Linked DNA regions of Homo sapiens: region 1 is linked to region 2. A link is a loop called in an ENCODE intact Hi-C map of the cell type or tissue named here. Cell type or tissue: ascending aorta. All regions are shown on one strand. Links, peaks and the distances in the headings refer to the core of each region. The heading gives the core; the rest is flanking DNA.

The links. Hi-C counts contacts between places; a loop is a spot of excess contacts. Peaks named below come from ENCODE experiments on the same cell type or tissue, not always from the same donor. Only the 100,000 strongest peaks of a DNase experiment are listed, where the experiment ranks them.
Region 1: a loop joins it to region 2, with 1.8 times the contacts of the local background. A loop is called at or near these places in 7 of 110 quality-filtered maps.

Annotation. Positions count from the first base shown.
Region 1 is chr1:10,126,187-10,129,101 of GRCh38, forward strand. UBE4B (ubiquitination factor E4B) reads left to right here. Exons shown (of 28, transcript NM_001105562.3): 11 at 608-691. Among named protein-coding and RNA genes, the nearest start is that of KIF1B, 83 kb to the right of the region's middle. In ascending aorta, for the core only: no CTCF peak of the experiment used is centred there; no DNase peak of the experiment used is centred there; H3K27ac peaks cover 732 bases.
Region 2 is chr1:10,045,134-10,048,048 of GRCh38, forward strand. All of the region lies in intron 1 of UBE4B (ubiquitination factor E4B), which reads left to right. Among named protein-coding and RNA genes, the nearest start is that of UBE4B, 14 kb to the left of the region's middle. In ascending aorta, for the core only: no CTCF peak of the experiment used is centred there; a DNase peak (open chromatin) is centred at 1,438; H3K4me3 peaks cover 391 bases; H3K27ac peaks cover 2,419 bases.

The DNA of each region.
Region 1 (2,915 bases), core at 100-2,599, 81 kb after region 2:
TGGCTCGGGAGGCTGAGGCAGGAGAATCACTTGAACCCCAGAGGCACAGGTTGCAGTGAGCCAAGACTGTGCCATTGCACTCCAGTCTGGGTGACAGAGCGAGACTCCGTCTCAATATAGATAGATAGATAGATAGATAGATAGATAGATAGATAGATAGATAGATAGAAAGGAGGAAATATTGGAACATTTAATTGAATTTTTTAACAGGTTATAGATGCTTGGTAATCAAGAACATATTAGTTGCTGAGATGTGCAGAATTTAATTGAGTAGAGCAACGACTCCTGGAGAGTTCTTCAACAGGCTCCAAATGTATGGGTTTTGTTGAATTACTGGGTTTTGTTGAATTACTGGGGGTCCTGTCAGAGTATTAGAGTTCACCAAACTCCTCTTACTTCTGGAGAATTCAGCTGTATTACTTTATGGTTAGACTTGTCAAAGAACAGGTCAACACTCTGGCTGAATTCTAGACTTTTATATGCAAAAAAGCTTTTCCCTGGGGAAGGAATGAAATTTGGACATTCAGTTCTAGCACCTTATTTGACATACTTCCCACTCTTAGATTCTCTTAAACTTATATTTCTGATTTTGTTTTTTTTCTTATAGATATTTATCCCCATTTTACAAGGCCTGGCTCTTGCTGCCAAAGAGTGCTCCCTCGACAGTGACTACTTTAAATACCCCCTCATGGTAAAACTTTGTTCTTTTTCTTTAACTCATTCAATAGATGTTTTTCTTTCAGATTATTTTGACATATACTTTTCTTTCAGGTCCATGAGATCAACCTTGTTTTCAAATTTAAAACATGAAATCACTGTGTTGGCCATGCAGAGTGTTTGGTGTGCAGTGAGATGCATCAGTGAAGACAGTTAGCAGCCTGGTACATCTTCCACCTATCCAAGTCCTAGACAGGAGTTAAATGCACTTATTACAATGTACTTTGTATAGCTTATGAAAAAGATAACTTATCTCCTAGCAATGAGCATACCATAGTTGGGATGAAATTTTGTTACTTAAAAAAAAAAAACCTATTAAAAATGCAAATAAAAAAGGCAAAGCTGTACATACTAAGAAAATGAATACAATTTTATCTTTATGTGTTTACTTTGTGCAGAAAATCTCAGTGTAGCTCTCTTGTTCACCCTCCCTGTTTCCTAAGGTCATATTTACTTGGGAAGTAGAAATCTGCTTAGCTCTTTAACGCACTTAGAGCAGGCATACATTGTGGACAGAAGCTTCAGCTAGATTCCCATGGGGAGGCTTGAATGTTGTGAAAATGCTGAAACTAGAATGAAAATTAGAAGCTCCTTTCTGTTCTGAATTCGCTTATTTGAAATTTTGGGAGAAAAGTATTTTGAAGTGTTACTGAATATTTTCGTTGCAGAAGTGTAAAGGAAAAAATATCAAAATGAAATTAGTTTATTCTATGTATAAATTAAGTCTTATGTAAATTGAGACCATGGTTGTTTTTCTTACTGTATTTATTTCTTTTACTTATTCCACTGATTGGATTCCATTATACCATGAATTCATTACTGACGATCTGTTCTGTGCTAGACACTGGTGATACAGAAGCTAGGAAGACAAGGTCCCTCTCCTCAAGGCACTCATAATCTACTGCAAAAATAAGAGCTACAGCGCAACAGTTGAACAGATACTGTGATAAATGTTAAAACAGAGCTGTACACAAAGGGTGTATTTATCTATTTAAAAAATTCAAACCTGTCATGGCACTAAAAGGCTACAAGAATGCTGGGAAATTAGAAGGTGAAACCAGAATTCCTACTTTAAAAAATAATTTTAAGTGGATTTATGCCAGAGCTCTTTCCATTGTACATGTTATTGGGGCTCCTGGTAAAATTATTTGAATCCTTATGTATTGTTCTCCCTGTGGCAGATAAAAGGAAGTGGAATAATCTGATTGTTTGAGTTCAGTGATGAAATATTTTAGTGAACACTAATTATCACCATATTATGTAGATGTTCCTTCATGGGACTGTTGGCTTTTGGGTTGTGGTGTGAATTAGCTTGATGTTTCAGTGAGGAGCTTTTAGCATCTGATATCACCAAAATGTCCTTTTGTTCAAAAGACAGAGGCCTCCATTGTGGTAGACAGTGATTTCATTTTGTGCCATTATTGATGCTTGCATAATAACGAGGACACAGTGAGTGAGAGGGTACAATAATGAGAGGCAGGAAGCGGAAGACTGTTGAAGCTAAAATCAGAAATCATTGTGATCATTCTCTAGGTCAGTGGATCCTGCTGTGCCATACGTTGGAATCACCTTGGAATCAGCTGGGGATCTTTAAAGGTGTTTCTGCCTGGCTCCCCACCCCAGACCTTGTGATTTAATTCACCAGGGGTGTGGCATGGCATTGGGGTTTCCAAAGGCTTCCCATGTGATCCTAATATGCAGCCACGTTTGTGAACTCCTGCACTAGGCAGTGAGAACGCTTCCTTCTGAGTTGAGGCTGCCTGAACCTCAAAGGCATCTCAACGTTGTGTCAATGCCTAAATGCACTCTTCGGCTCATGTAGCAACTTCTAGAGCTGCGTCCGAATCACAGAGGAAATTAACTGTTGAAAATAATGTTTGATTGAGTTACCATGGGCATGCTAAATTATGTTTATGTCCCTAAAAAGTGTTTTTCATCGTTCTCTAATGTTAGGATGGTTGGATGTCTGAAGGAAAGTGTTGGAATTCTTAAAAGTACTAGAAATCTTGAAACCAAGTTATGTTTTTAAATATGTTTTGAATTTGATAGCTTATTAAATTGTAATTATTTATAGTCATGTTTAACACTGGCAAGAGGAGCCATCTAAAGTTTATGAAATAAATCTTTTTGACATGGAAAGATATGAAGTGGAAAAACTTTTTTGTAAAAAACATATATAGATACAGTACACAAAAATA
Region 2 (2,915 bases), core at 109-2,608:
CTTGCAGGAGGCGGAGCTCAGGTAGTAATGCGAGTGATGGGGAGTGGCTGCAAATACAGATGGAGCTTCACTCCCTCACTCGCGTGCTTGCTTGGTACTGGTCTGTGGCCCAGGGGTTGGGGACCCCCGCATTAGGGAGCTTCAGAGAGGCCGAAATCCATAAGTGTGTGAAGCCATGTCACATTTTGTAACTGAACATACAGTTAGGAGGATTGCATTTCACACTCAGGCAATGCAACCTTAGGTCAGAGACACTCCACATTCCTCAGAAAGAAATTTCAGGGCTATGAGAGCCTGGTGTAACTGATGACAACTCTGTCCTTGTCTGTTGTTCAGGCATTTTGTTGTGGTTTAATGTGCCATATTTTGTTTCTCTTGGTGGTGAAAAATAATGGTACAGTCTACAGTCTGACATATTTGATGAAATATGGTCTATGTCCAGCATTGTTCTAGACCATGAGGGTACACCTGTGGACAAAACAGAAATCTCTGCCCTCCTGGGCATTCTGGCTGCTGTGAAGAGAATAGATAAGGAGGAAAGAGCAAAAGCAGAGAGAAAGGCGGCCATCGAAGGAGTCCCAGGGAGAGATGATGTGGGGGCCACCAACTGGGGTTAGTGGTTGAGAGGGGGAGAAAGGGTCAAACACTAGATGGTCAGATACATTTTGTGGGTAGAGCCAATAGGATTGGGTAGTGAGTTGCATGTGGAGTATGAAAGAGTGGAGTCCAAGGTGCAGGGATGAGTTAGGTTATCATCGAGTTGATTGTTGTAACAGAGAGACATGAAGTGGCAGCTGCTTAAGCCAGATAGATGTTTATTTCTCTCTAAATAGAAGTCTGGGTAGGAGGCCGGGGCTGGTATGGCAGCTCTGCGCTCATTAGGAGCCCAGGTGCCTTCTGTCTTGTACCTACTTTCCTACCATATGGCTTCCATCTTTTGGCCCTTGTATGTCTGCATTCTGGCCAGAGAGGGGAGGGGAGGTCATGTGCCTCTTCATGGCACAGCTTGAAAGTTGCACAGATCACTCCTGTTTACCTCTCACTGGCTGGAACCCAAGTCACATGGCCACAGCTACTTGCTGGGAAGGCTGAGAAATAGTTTTTCTTGGGCAGCCATGTGTTCAGCTATACGTTCTCTCACATCAGAAAGGGAGAGCAGTCTATGCCTTTCTTTCCAAACCCTTCTCCCGAGGGAGACAACCCCGGATCAACTTCAGAGTCCAGAATCCCTGGGTGATGTACATTCCAGGAATCTTTAGTTTAAAACAAAGTTATCAGGGGCTCTGCTGTCCCCCATACAGTGGTGGAGAGGTTAGGATAATGGAAGTAGAAAGTCCTGTTTGGAAAAGGGAAGAATGGGGAGTAATACTCTGCGCTGGTCCATAGCCATTGTCAGCTCCTGCCAGGCTGAGCTGTGAGCGCTTCCTCCCCTGGCAGTACTGTGAGGTTCTGACCTCGCCTTTCTGGCAACCTTGATTCTGGTCTCTTGAAGGAGCTCCCTTGTGCCTGGCCCTCTGTAGCCTCTGACTTTATTTTCTGGAGAGTTTTTCTGTGTTTCTTTTCCTCTGGGGTCAGATCTGAAGTGGACATTGGAGGCTATCCTTTTTGTAGGGCTAAACAGTTTCTCCAGCTTGCTTCTTGTGGATATTGAAGGAGTAGGCTTTTTCAACCCTACTTAGCCCCAAATTACCAGACTCTGAAAACTTTGATTGTAGACCGCGGACATTCCTCAGGCAGACTGTATTCCCTTTCATCTTTGCATGCGAATTGGCAAGCTTTGGCTTGAGTCTGCTTCATGTTTGCAGGACTTCTTAGCCAGTAAGCACCAAATTTTGTATTGTTCGACCAGTTCCCCTAGAATTACAGGCCATGTTGGCATGCAGGCTGTTTTCTAAGATATCACGGGTTTTGCCAAATGTTTTATTGTGATCTCTGAGGGTTGCCATTCTTCCATCCTACAGTATCTGTGCCCATGCTGACCCCTAAGCCAATGCTGCATATTTGTATTGTTAAGGTTGATTACTTCCAGCTTCCAGATTCTGTGTATTAGTTAGGATATTGATTTGACTGCTGTGGCAGAGGTCGGAAATAATAATGGCTTGAACAAGATGTTGATTTTTTTCTATTTCAAGTGAAAATCTGGGTAGGTGGCTGAGAGCTGGCTTAGTAACTCCATGCCTGCTAGGGGGCCAGACTCATGCTGTTTTGTGCACTGTCATCCTCTAGCTTATAGGCCAGGAGGGCTGCTCCAGCTTCTTTGAGGAAATCTGCATCCCAGTCCTTAGGAAGGGACTCAAGTGGGAGGAGAGGGCATGTTCTATCCCATAAGAGCATGGCCAGAAAGCTTCATATATCTTTTTTTTTTTTTTTTTTTTTTTGAGATGGAGTCTCACTCTTTGCCCAGGCTGGAGTGTAGTGGCGTGATCTCGGCTCACCGCAAGCTCCGCCTCCCAGGTTCACGCCATTCTCCTGCCTCAGCCTCCCGAGTAGCTGGGACTGCAGGTGCCCGCCACCACACCTGGCTAATTTTTTCTATTTTTAGTAGAGATGGGGTTTCACCACGTTAGCTAGGATGGTCTCGATCTCCTGACCTCATGACCCACCCGCCTCGGCCTCCCAGAGTGCTGGGATTACAGGCTTGAGCCACCGCCCTTGGCCCATATGTCATTACTTACATCTCCTTGGCTAGAGCTTAGTCTCCTGGCCACACTCAAATGCAAACATGGTTGAATGCATTTTATTTATTTTACTTTTTTAGAGACAAGGTATTTTTTGTCACCCAGGCTAGAGTACAGTGCAGCCTCTAACTCCTGGGTTCAAGTGATCCTTCTGCCTTAGTCTCCTGAGTAACTGGGAGGTGTGTGCCACTGTGCCCAGCTAATTTTTAAATTTTTATTAGAGACGAGGGTCTCCCT